Regions from separate parts of the Homo sapiens genome. Here region 1 is linked to region 2. Evidence: chromatin contacts called from ENCODE Hi-C or POLR2A ChIA-PET data. All regions are on one chromosome and are shown on one strand. Each heading gives the region's core, a stretch centred on a gene start or an enhancer-like site at or near the end of the contact. The rest is flanking DNA. Distances are from core to core; before and after follow the strand shown. Region 1 has its middle 30 kb from the start of SLCO3A1. Region 2 has its middle 70 kb from the start of SLCO3A1.

Region 1 (6,055 bases), core at 2,610-5,109, 42 kb after region 2:
AAACACATATAAATCATACACACCAATGCCTAACTTTTGATATCCTGCATTTTAAGTTATTGCAAGTGTTCTGAATGGTGTGTGGAAAATTTTCTCTCTGTTGACGGATGCCAGGCACCTTTAAATATAGAAGTATCCTCCTAGAAGGAATAAATTAATAAAATGAGGCACATCAAAGGTAGGTTTTATGTATTTTATTGAAGTAAACATGTTCATCAGCTCTGAGAAAGAACTGTGGCATAAGAAAAAGGGCTTGAGCACCCAAGATTTTCAACCATTTCTAGGAAAACCAGAAGTATTGTGCTCACTTATGGTGACTGAACAGACTATTCAGGTTTTATGATTATTAATAAGGTTTTGAACTAAAGAACTTTTCTTATAGATTAAAAAGGAAAAGAACCTCAATTTCAGTTCCCTCTATTTTGGAAAGGACAAAGCTCTTCACACAGATCTTAAAAGAAGCAGAAATGGAAGGGAAACCAGGAACATTCTAGAAAATAAGTCTTTCATTAATTTGGACTCTTTACAGCAGAAGAAACATAAGATAAGGCCATCTTTGTGATCCCTATATGCTCTGTTTACAGATCTGATACTCACATATCACCCTTTGCAACACTTCTAACAAACGGAATACCCTGGAAGTGACAAGATGTGGCTCTCTGTGTGGAACACTTACTCTGGGGAAAGCCAGCTGCCTTATGAGGTGACTCAGGTACCCTTACAGAGAGGGCTTTATGGTGAAGGGCTAAGGCTTCCAGCCAGCAGCTATGTGAGGGCACCATCTTGGAAGCAGATCTTTCAGCCTCAGTCCAGCCTTCAGATGACTCTGCAACTCCAGCCATCAGCTTGAGTGGCCCTGAGCAAGAACCAACCAGCTTAAATGGCTCCCAAGTTCCTGGCCTATAGAAACAAAGATAAGAAGGTTTGTTTCAAGCCTGTAAGTTTTAAGGCTTACATAGCAATAGATAACTGATAAACGGTATAATAATAGTAAAAAACTACAAACACGTATTGAGTTTACCGAAATATAATCTCCTGGTAGAAAGGAATCATGTCTATTTATCTTGCCATTGGCACCTCAGGGCTTGGCACAAAGCCAGTGCTTAATACATATGTGGTGATTCAGTAAAAGTGTAAGACCTTAGTCACATGGCTGATATATTACGTACTTTACACATATTTCCTAATTTAATTCTCCCAGCTACTCTATGAAATATATTTATTATCCTTATTTACAATCTGAGGCTTTGCAAGATTATATAACTAGATTCCTGAATCTCTGACTCCAGACCCACGGACAGGGTCTAGTCATGCTGATGTATGTTTTTGCACTTGCTGTGCAATCAGCTGGAGACACGGTATCCCTGCAGCTCTCGAGACTTAGAACTCTGACCATGGAACCAAAATGTGTCAACACTCCTGTGGAGACTGTAGCCAGCTTATGCTTCTGCGGGAAAGCAGAAGGAGCTCAGCTAGTTAGGATGGGAAGATACAAGTCAGCTTCTAGAGGGGAAGGATGGGCAGGACCTGCACAAGGTAAATAGAAACAAGCTAGTGTCCCTCTCAGCAGATCCTCCCTCCCTCTAGGTGGCTTCACACAAGTCTCGTCTCTGCCATTGGCAGCAACCTTTTAGGCTGGTTCAAAACCAAAGAAACAAAGTGCCCAGGTCTGTGCAGGTTTCACAAGACATCACCTGGATTCTCCAAACACAGCACACTCTGGGGATTAAGTTCTTGGATCCAAGACCCTGGATCACATTCCTGACCCCTCACTAAGCCCTGAGGGAAAAATGTTGAGTTGTTGAAAATGAGGTTAAAAGGGATTGAACTACCAAATCCAATCAACATTCAACATATACTGAACACTAACCACACTTTTGAGTAACTAAATATGTAGTTTGTTGGTGGTAAACTGGTTTATTGTTTTAAAACATAAAAATCTGGAGTATTGATAAAATTTATTAAGAGCATGAAGGTTTCCTTTTGTGCTGTTTTAGGGCTTTTAGCTTCATTTCATAAAATATTGTGGCTCTAGGATGAGATAAAATTAAACTTGGAAATAATCTTACCAGTATTTGCCCTTACAATTCTATCTAGTCCTACATTGAGGATGGCTATTTTTTTCTGAAAATTAAGTTTTAAATAGAGTTCCAGAAGCCAGTATGCCCCATGAGAGAATCTCAAGGTAATGTATCTTAATTTCCCCCAATAAACAGCTTATTTTTCTGGTGGAAAGAGAGGAAAATGGGAAACACATTTTAAATTTTTTGTAGTTTTAAATTACTATGAATACATAATACTTGTACATATTTATTTTTATGTCAAAATAATTTTAGAAAAATAATGACTCAGAAAGAAGCTCATATAAATTCAGGGAAAAGGCAGATTACTAAAAAGTATGTATATTATGATGCTCTCACATTAAATATAGAGAGAGAAATATTTATGTTTACATATAGAAAAGACTAGGATAAACACTAAATATTAGCTTTGCCCTCCATTTACCCTCCTTCTGTTTCTTTCTTCCAGTGCCTATAAGTGCCTACTATGTATCAGGCACCATCCTAGGCTTCAGGTCCCAGAGATAAGGCTCAGGTTTGCCCTCAAGTAGCTCATAGTTCAGTGAGAAAGTCAGCAAAGTCAACAAATGCTTGGGAAAAAAACCAGACTTATAAAAGGCAGTGATATGCTTTGGATCTGTGTCCCCACCCAAATCTCATGTTCAATTGTAATCCTCAGTGTTGGAGATGGGGCCTGATGGGAGGTGATTGGATCATGGGGGTGGATACTTCATGAATGGTTTAGCACCATCCTCTCAGTGCTGTTCTCATCATGGTGAGTGAGTTCTCACAAGATCTGGTTGTTTAAAAGTGTGTAGCACCTCCCACCCACCTTGCTCCTGCTCTGGCCATAATGGGCCTACTTTCCCTTCGCCTTCTGCCATGATTGTAAGTTCCCTGCGGCCTCCCCTGAAGCTGATGCTGCCATGCTTCCTGTACAGCCTGCAGAACCATGAGCCTATTAAACCTCTTTTCTTTATAAATTACCCCATCTCAGGCATTTCTTTATAGCAGTGCAAGAACAGATTAATACAGGCAGTATAGCATAATGGTTCTTAGAAGCTGCTTTTGTGATCAGCAGATAGACCTGACGACAAACCATAGTTTTACACTTCCTAGCTTAAGCAAATTATCTCATTTCTCTAAGCTTCAATGCTCTTGCTTGCAAGTGGGGATAAAAATAGCTACCCCATAGATAATTGTAAGGGATAGAAGGAATCATATGAATACGAAGCACGCAGCATGAGAGTTGCCCATAGTAAGCACTCAATAAATGGCTTCCATTGACTTTATCACAGAGGGCATAGTGCAAGCCTAGAGGAGGCTAAAAGGCTCATAAAGATCAAAATCCCTGAGCTGATCATCCTATGATTAACCCTAAATAGGTAATGATAAATCACAAACACAGGGTTTGTGTTCTATATCGACCCAATCATTGGGCAAAACCTGCCACTGTTATCTTACAAAAATTTCCGGAATCTACATCACCAAACTCCTGTCTAAAAAGAACATTCGTTTTTTTCCCCAAAGCTTTTAGCTTCACTCATGTTTATTGCCCCTTCCAAAGGGTCCCAGGGCAGCCCCCAACAGACAGCAAAGCCAAAAACAGCTCAAAGGCATCCACCAGAGGCCCCAGAAGGCTGACTTCTCACATTTCTTCCTTTTTTCTTTCTGCTTTTTCTAGCCATTTCACTGGAAAATGTAATTCCTACCATAATTAAAAGAGTTCTGAATCTTACTTTCTTGAGAGGTAGCATAGTGTGAGAGAGAAAACCCAGCCCTCAGAGTCAGCCAGTCCTGAGTCTGAATCCCATGGCTCAGAGCCCAGAAACCTTGAGCGAATAACGCATGCCAGTCTCTGTCCTCATGTTTCTGCATAACAGTGAAAAGAACTATCTTGTGGATTTGGTGCGGACATGAAAGGAAGGTCACTTATGGAAGGTCACTCACTGAGTAACCAAAACTTGGCACATGCTCAATAAATGTTGGTTTTCTTTTTTTGTCAATAAAAATGATATGTTGACTGTATTTACACACAAATTTTGTAACTGTCACTTAATGCCAATATGCCCTCATTCTCTCATTGTGTGTATTCAAATGCAGAGTAAATAAGCCTTTCAGATGCTTTTAAAGTTGAAACCCTACTGAATTGATTACGTTTTGAGGGGAGAATGTGCATCTATCATTCATTTTTAGCATAATCAGACAATACTGACAAGAGGTGAAATGAAAACAACATTGCTCAAATTGGTTGAGCTCCATTAATTACCATTACCCAAAAGTCTGAGTGAAAATTCAGCTCAGCTAAATGACACTATTCCCATTAGAAATCATATTAAAATTTTGCAACTGAAGGGTTAATATACCCCAAGGTATCTTTTTTGAATAGGCCAGGTTTTGTCAATTTGCCTCTGCAATTTCTAAAGTATCTTTATCCTTATATCCATCCTCTCTGTAGCCTCCCAAAATAAAGAGTTAAATCTCTGTCTTCAATAATCACAAAACCTTTTAACTATTCACCCCTGGATTCTGTCTCCTCACTACTATCTATCTGAAACACAGAAGCCAGAGTAACACTTCCATTTTCACATCAGCATCTGGTAAATAGCCACTGATCCAGTCTCCCCAGTGATACCCTGTCAGTCTAGCTGCTCCACCATCCTTCCTCTCTCTAGACTTCAAGTTCAAGGAGCTTAATGCATCAGGGCACCTTGCCCTGCACCAACTCTAGTTAATTCATGTCCAGGCTGGCTGTCCCTATATGCTTATAAGCTTTGGATACTGCCTATGATCCACCAAATAAAGTCGAGATCCCTTGGCATGGTATCAAGGATTCTCATAATGGGATACCATTTTCACCCTTATTTACAAATAATACGAATGATATCCTAAACTAGGATATCTCAACACTTAGTATGCACACGAATCATTTGGGGATCTTGCTTAAACTTTAGATTCTGATTTAGTCAGGTCAGAGTGAGGGCCTGAGATCCTGCATTCCTGACAAGGGGATGTTGATGCTGCTTTTCCACAGGCCACAACTGGAATGCCCTCTGGTCTTAGTTAATTGGTTGATACCTCAAAGCCAAGCTCAAATGCAACCTCCTCACTAAAATTTTCTCTGATTTTCTGAAGTAAATACGAACTATTTCTCCCTGGAATTCTTGTATGTTTGATTGGGAAATCAATCACCAAACACGCCCAACTAGCAGAGTTTTCATATACATTTCCATTTTAGGACAAATTTTATTGTTTCCCTCTAAGTTGACCCAAGCATACCTTTAAATGATCTGCACATTCATGATTAATTCTGCACAGTAATTAAAGTACTACAAGAAGCTCCCATTCATTCAGGGTAAAATAACCAGAAAAATGTGAACAACCTAAACGGTGCAGAATTGCATGATAATAATTTATGTTCATAGTAATAACCCAGAGGCATAGGGAGCCTAAAATAGCTTCTGGATCATCAAAGAAAGATTAAAATTATGTTCGGCATATTTTAGTGTTAAGTGAAATTGTGTTCTAATTCTCTGAAAACTGACATGGGTGTGTGTGTGTGTCTGTGTGTGTGTGTGTGTGTGTGTGTGTGTATGGTGTGTTCTGATTCCTTGAAAACATATAAGAAATGTGTAATTGTCATTGTCAGTTACATGTAATATTTATCACCCTTAGCACCAACTCTGTGCCTGCCATTCCCCTATCACACATGCACACACACTCACATGCACACACACCCACACGATTTCTCAGAAAATAAAATAGGAAGGCTCGGATTCTACTATGCTTCCAAATTCCCAAAATAAACTTCTTGGAGCCCTCTTTTTTTTCCCTAAAATTGAAGACCCTGTAATTATCTGGACTAAGCCTAGATACAGGCTATTTCTCCATTGTTATATATTCTCATAATGAATGCATATTGTTTTTCATTCCACAGGGATTTGCAATGGGCGACATGCATTCCCATACTAAAATCTAAAAAATGAATTAAATAT
Region 2 (6,632 bases), core at 752-3,251:
CAGTGGATCCTGGTTGAAACTTTGTCTGCTACTTTCTGGCTGGCTGACCCCAGGCAAATTTCTTAAACATCCTGTATTCTTAAACAAACAGTTTTCCCAGAAGTAAAATAGGGAACTAAATAAGATAAACTGTAAAAGGCTGCATCAGAGCACTGCTCAGTTGATGTTAGTTCCTGTATTAGTTATCTATGGCTGTACAACCAATTAGCCCAAACACAGCAGCTTATAACAGTATGCATTAGTTATCTCACACTTCTGGTAAATCAGGAATCTGGGTGCAACATTGCTGGATCTTCTGGCTTAGGATCCCACAGGCTACAACCAAGGTGTCGACGAGGGCGAGTCATCTTAAGACCTGACTGGGGAAGGATCTGCTTCCAAACTCACTCACGTGGTTGTTAACAGGATTCAAGCTCCTTGTGGGCTGTTGGAATGGGGGCCTCAGTTCCCCAGTGGCTGATGGATGGAGGCTGTCCTGTGTTCCTTGCCACGTGGGCCTCTGCAGCATGGCAGTGGGCTTCATTAAAGTAAGCAAACTAAGAATGCAAAACACACACAGAGAGAGAGAGAGAGAGAGAAAGATGGAAGTCATGATCTTTTATAATCTAGGCTCAGAAGTGACATCCTCTCCCTTTTGCCATATGCTACTCATTAGAAGCAGGGAGGTCTGGCCCGCACTCATGGGGAGGGAACTACACAAGGATATGAGGCCCAGAAGGCAGGGTGCACTGGGGGCCTCGCTTCAAGGCTGCATACCACCGTTCCTTTACTTTCCCATTTTGACTCATCCTCACCAAAAGGACACTGCCATGCATTGCTCTTCATTCAACTTATTTTATTTTCAGTGATTTTATAATGCCTATGCATATCATTTAATATTTCTGTAACTTTTCATTCAAATATTTACCTAGAAAGTATGAAGTATTCCCTTATGTGTACCTCTACAGCTTCTTTCCTTTGAGAATTTCTGATACCTTAAGATCAGTGATATAATAATTCTGCTACAGCCTCCTTTCTTCTCAGCTGCGATCCAGCTAATGAGCCACTGGGGGACCAAGGCTCAAGATCAGTCATGTATCCACTCCTTTCTGGCCCAGTGACCCCTCACACAGCATGTCTTTGGGCCTGAAGGTCATTCTATCTGTCCACAAACACAGAATAAGCCACCATCTAGAAACTGCCCTTAATTCACAATGCCATTCTCCCTTTGCTGCCTAGGAAGATGAGCTGTGCTGAGTTTCCCTTGCCCAACCCAGGAAGACCGAAGACAGGCTCTCAGTTCTGTGTCTGCCTATGTCTGTCTCCAGACCAGGAGGGCATAGTCTTCTCTTTCCTCTTGTGTTCTCACACAGTGCCATCAGTCAGGGCCCTGCACAGCTCTGCTGAGACACCCCCGTGGCCATACTTGTCCCAATCTCCAACACATGACAGTATAAATTCATGATCACCCAGAGCATCATAAACACAGCTCCATCTCAGGAAACTCAGAATGCCAAAGCCTCCTTCTTCTTGTCTCTTTTGTGCAGCTTTGCCCTCTATCAAAACTTTTGGACCTTCAGAGTGCTTGATGAGCAAATGAGAAATTGCTTAGATTGGTGTCACTTCATCACTTGCTGCTTGCCTGGCCCCACTCTGCCTCTCTCTATGTGTTCCCTGTCCACTGTTCTCTGTTGTCAGCCTCACAGCACCCAGAAGGAGCTATGGGCAGTATCAATGGTTGTCTCCTAGCTCCCTTAGGGTGATTGATACCTCTCCACTTTTGCTCAAGTTATCCTCAGTATCTCTGATGCTCTTCTTATCTGACGAGCTCTTCTTCTTCCTTTGGAACTCAGCCAGATGCCAGTTTCAGGAAACTAGGTCCTAATTATAAGCTTCAGAGTGGCCCTCGTGTGACAGAATATAGTGCCACCATATGACTTACTATATTCTATTGAAATGTGTTATTTGCACACTTACCTCCACGTGGGACTTTTGCCAAGATGGGCCCAATGCCAACGTTATTGCCTCATGGTTACTGGCATTATCTTATATCAACTACCCTAAAAACCTAGGCATTGTTTTTATTCTCACTTTGCACATAAGGAAACCAAGGTTAAGTAGCTTGCTGGAGGTCACGAGGTTAAGAAGTAGCAGAAGGAAGTTTCAAATCCAATCTATCAGACCGCAAAGTTCATGCACTAAACCATTAGGCTACACTGCCTAGTTCTTCTCCCCTCTTCCTCTCAGCCCTCAGCCCTCTGCCCTCTTCCCCACCCTCTTAGTAAGGGGGCCCAGCACTAAGTTGGCGCGTAATCAATGTTTGTCTAATACAATGGAGTTGGGCCCCGTTTTTTACAGATAAGAAAATTACATTCCTATTGCCTTCATCAGAGCCAGGAAAATGAGCAGGACTTTTTATATGTCGGGGTTTTAAATAGATTTATTTCATGTTTTCCTAAGTGACTGAATAATCATCATTCTCATCAATACACACAGGCACAATACAACCTGCAGATGAAAAGACCGTATACTTACAAAGGTAGTTTGTTGTTGAAATGTAAACATCTTGTGCTTACATGCCTCTAGATTCAGCTATGAAACACCTCAACCAGTCTAAGATGCATTCTTAAAAATGAGGGGGAAAGAATATTAACTACACTTGCAAAATGTACGGTAATTTGTAAGGTGGCTTTTAACTGTTGCTGAGTCAAGGCTGTTCATCTGCCATTCCTCACTGTCCCTTTAAATACCACTCTCTGTCACTTCGGTGAAAGGAGAATGATGTATATTTCTAATTATAACCAACCAGGCACTTCCACACTCTGTTTGGTTCCCTGCAGGTTACACTATTTGCCAATATCTATTTAATTGTAGCAATAACAGGAAAAACTCCCAAATCCAACCAGCTAGAAATTCTCTGGCTCTCTTCCACTTTAGTGGAATCAAATTTTTGCACTTGCGGTCATCTTTATATATGAGAGGAGAGTGAGGCTGGGAGAAACTTGGTGTTAAAAATAAAGCAAAGTTACAGACTCTCACTCTCTAGAGCTCATGGAAGATTCTGGCTTTTTATTATTAATGATTAGCATTGACACCATCCCCCAACCTCAAGAGCATGCTGAGGATCTTCAGGGAACTCCAGCTTGATCTGGGCAGCTGCCAGGGTTGACATCTATCTGAAGATTCTGTTCTCCTCCTGCCCATCATGTCAAGGTACCATGCAGGGTGAGTCAAAGTGAGTAGCATTGTGTGTCCACCCCCTGAGGCCTGCCTCCCACCCTGAAACCTTTGCCACCTCTCCCATAGCCACCACCTTCCTCTTTCCCATGCCTAAGGCTGCCTTGGCCCCTAAATACCCCCACCTGCCCCAACATTCACCATTGAGGGATGGGGGTTACCAATCAGCTACATCACTAAATTAAATACTGACAATATGCTACCAATAGGAGAACACCTTCTAGTTAGAAAATTCAGCTTTTCTTGATAATGCCCCTGCTTGTGAATCTAGCACAAAAGTCTCTCTAGGGACAGAATTCTAGAATGGTTAAGAATGTATTTTTAGGCAGATGGAAGCTTTTTAGAAAATCTTGGATTTGACTGCATCATAAATGGTGCAGGGATGAGCAAGCAAAGGGGAGGGGAACATGGGCTGTGCACTTTCCATGCCAAGCACTGTGCCAGAGTCTAAATTCAGAATATATCATTTCATTGCTACTCTCACCCTTTGGGTAGATATGAAGATCTATGTTCTTTTTTTTTTTTTTTTTTTTTTTTTTTTTTTGAGATGGAGTCTGGCTCTGTCGCCCAGGCTGGAGTGCAGTGGTGCGATCTCGGCTGACTGCAAGCTCCGCCTCCTGGGTTCATGCCATTCTCCTGCCTCAGCCTCCCGAGTAGCTGGGACTACAGGCACCTGCCACCACGCCCGGCTAATTTTTTTTTTTTTTTTTTTTGTATTTTTAGTAGAGACGGGATTTCACCATGTTAGCCAGGATGGTCTCAATCTCCTGACCTCGTGATCCGCCCGCCTCAGCCTCCCAAAGTGCTGGGATTACAGGCGTGAGCCACCGTGCCCAGCCTGAAGATCCATATTCTTGTAGTTGAGGAGACTGAGGCTCGAGGAGACTGAGGCTCAAGGAGATCACATAGCTCTTCTGAGGTCACATGTCAAAATCGAAGCTTGAGCCCTGCTTAGGGGATCTCTAAAGTGTTGATTTTCCCTTGACACTATGTGGGGACCAGGGGCAAGTGTTGGCCCAGGTCAAGTAAAGGTACAGCTTCTGCACATGGAGCCAGGACAAGAGCTGCTCTTCTAGAGAAGGATGAATGGCAAGTTCCAGATTCTCACTATTTGGAGGTCATGGAAGATTCTAGGCTTTTCTTATTAATGTTTAGTACAACACCATCACCCTCAGCTTGAGAGCACACCGAGGACCTTCACAGCTAGCATCTGAGCTTGATCACAGCTGCCACCAGGGTTGGCATGTGTCAGAAAATGCCTCCAACAGACACCTGTAACAGAGTTGGCATCTGCCCAAATCCAATGCCTAGGTAAGGGACTGTGCCCAGGCAGAGGCAAGGGACTACAAGGAAAGGGCCAAGTAACCAGGAGATGCAGCAGATGCACTTAGAGAGATGCGAGAAAGCAAGAGAAGGGCTCCAGGGAGGGCCAGGGCAGGCCCACAGAAACTGGTTCATGGCTGGAACTCCATCTATTTGGTAACTGGAGGACAGCGCAGAGACCTTAGCAGATGACTCAGTCATCTCTGGACCAGGGCCTCAGGACTAGGGAGGGATCTATTCTAAGCCTGGCCTGATGTTGAAGCGCTAAGCATATATCCCAATTCCTGGATAAGGCTGATCCCTGGGGAATGGCCCTGGTATCTTAGGTTACCAGATTGAGACACCTGCAGAGTTGTGGAGAAGTGAGGACATTGACCCTGTCAAGGCCTGGGGCAAAGCTTGAATATGACCACATTTTACAGAAACCAACAAGGTGACCAACGCCCTCCACATTCAGTCAGTCAGCACATTACTCAGTCACCAAAGCCTTTTTTGGGCACCTGTGATTCTTTCCTTCTACTAAGAGTTGGTGCCACCTGACTATGCAGTGTGTCATGTTCTGCTCTGGGTATTCTTAGACAAAAGCCAGATTCTGTGCTAGGTATCACAGGAGATGAGTCAGCCAGGCAGACCAAGATTCCCCCTCATGGAGTTTATAATCTAGTAGAGAAGATAGGATGCAAATTAGAACAGTTATAATATCCAGCTAAGAATCCCAGTGGAGGAGCAAAAAAGAGCTTTGTGTAACAGGAAAGAAAGAAGAGAACTTCTGATAAAGGGAGGAAAGAGCAGGGTGCCTAAGTTGATTTGGTGAGACTTCCAAGAACTTGGGAGCTTTGCCGTAAAAATTATGAAGGACCAGGAGGCGTGGGCTGTAGGACTGAGCTTCAGGTCTGGGGTGACCCTCCTCTACATGACATGTGCCCCTTCTGTCCTCTCCAGCTGGTCCATTCCAATCCAGAAGTCAATGCTCCTTAGCATCCTTCATGTCTATGTTAGACCTCAAAATGCTATCCCCCACTCTCCCTGCTTTTCCAGTGAAATATGCTCTTCTCCTGACAATTGCTGGCCACAATCCCCTCTACCATGAAGTAGTCCAAGATCAGATCTCTCTATCTTGACATCATTGTTGAATCCCCATTCCGCTAAGCATGCAAGACTGGGTGACTAGAGTTAGCAGGTCTCTCTTTACCAAAGTGCGCTTTGTGATATCAAACAGCAATACTCCTGAAATAGGGGATGAAAAACCAATCTGTCCTTCTGATCATATTTGAAAAATACTAGAGAATCTTACGATGATCAGGTAGGAAATTGTTATTAAACAAAGTGATCATTTGGGACACCAATAATCCCAACTTACGTGTCTATTTTCTAAGTATGAATTCTAGAGAGGATTTTTCTTCTACCTTGTGAATCTACGAGTTCTTGGATATGTATTTTCATAGGAACTTTTCTGGAAATTGTCTCTGTCTTTAAATTGTAAGAGGACCTTGAGAACAGAGATGTCATTTTTTTAACTCATCCTCCCATCTGTGCCACTCTATGAGGCCTGAATGCTGGCCTGGCAACCTGGGGGACACACAAGGTGCTTAGTCTTTGTGGACACTGTTGTCTGGCTGAATATAGGGATGCTTAATGCAAGTCAGCCCTTCTTTGAGGACAAACTTACTCAGATCCATTCTGCAAGGCCTCCGTGGTCTACCTATTCCAGGTAGTAGAATTCTAAAGCCCTAGGAAATTGCATCCTTTGGCTAAGTTCTCTCTCCTCAATAGCATGAAGCAGCATAATGTCAAAGAAAATGACCCTCAAATCAGGCAAACTGAGCTCGAAGAGCACCTTTGGTAATGACTAGCTGTGTGGGCAAAGTACTAAACTTAACCTTTTTAAAGATCTGTTTATCTTCATAATGAGACTAGCCTATTCCACAAAGATGTGAGTGTGAAACAAGTCTGGATTGTTGTATGCCCTTAGTAAATGACAGCTATATACAGCATTCCTTCTTTGAATTTCCAAATTTTAATGAAAATTATTTTTCAGAATGAAATCTTTGCTTTTTAAAAACTATTTTGAGTGTACACAATTATATTTGCTA

The links. Hi-C counts contacts between places; a loop is a spot of excess contacts on that map. ChIA-PET counts read pairs that join two places held with the same protein, here RNA polymerase II (POLR2A). Pooled maps may share reads with other maps.
Region 1: a loop to region 2 is called in a pooled map of gastrocnemius medialis, with 7 times the contacts of the local background. The contact joins two enhancer-like sites. A Hi-C loop is called at or near these places in 2 of 168 maps with a recorded cell type or tissue (heart left ventricle and sciatic nerve) and 1 of 50 pooled maps. POLR2A ChIA-PET finds 5 or more read pairs at or near these places in 1 of 52 experiments (activated naive CD4-positive, alpha-beta T cell).

The regions. Positions count from the first base shown.
Region 1 is chr15:91,820,557-91,826,611 of GRCh38, forward strand. No RefSeq gene overlaps it. Among named protein-coding and RNA genes, the nearest start is that of SLCO3A1, 30 kb to the right of the region's middle. Within about 2 kb of position 3,860, at least 2 of the 41 ENCODE cell types and tissues checked have a DNase peak (open chromatin) inside an H3K27ac peak, as active enhancers do.
Region 2 is chr15:91,780,443-91,787,074 of GRCh38, forward strand. No RefSeq gene overlaps it. Among named protein-coding and RNA genes, the nearest start is that of SLCO3A1, 70 kb to the right of the region's middle. Within about 2 kb of position 2,002, at least 2 of the 41 ENCODE cell types and tissues checked have a DNase peak (open chromatin) inside an H3K27ac peak, as active enhancers do.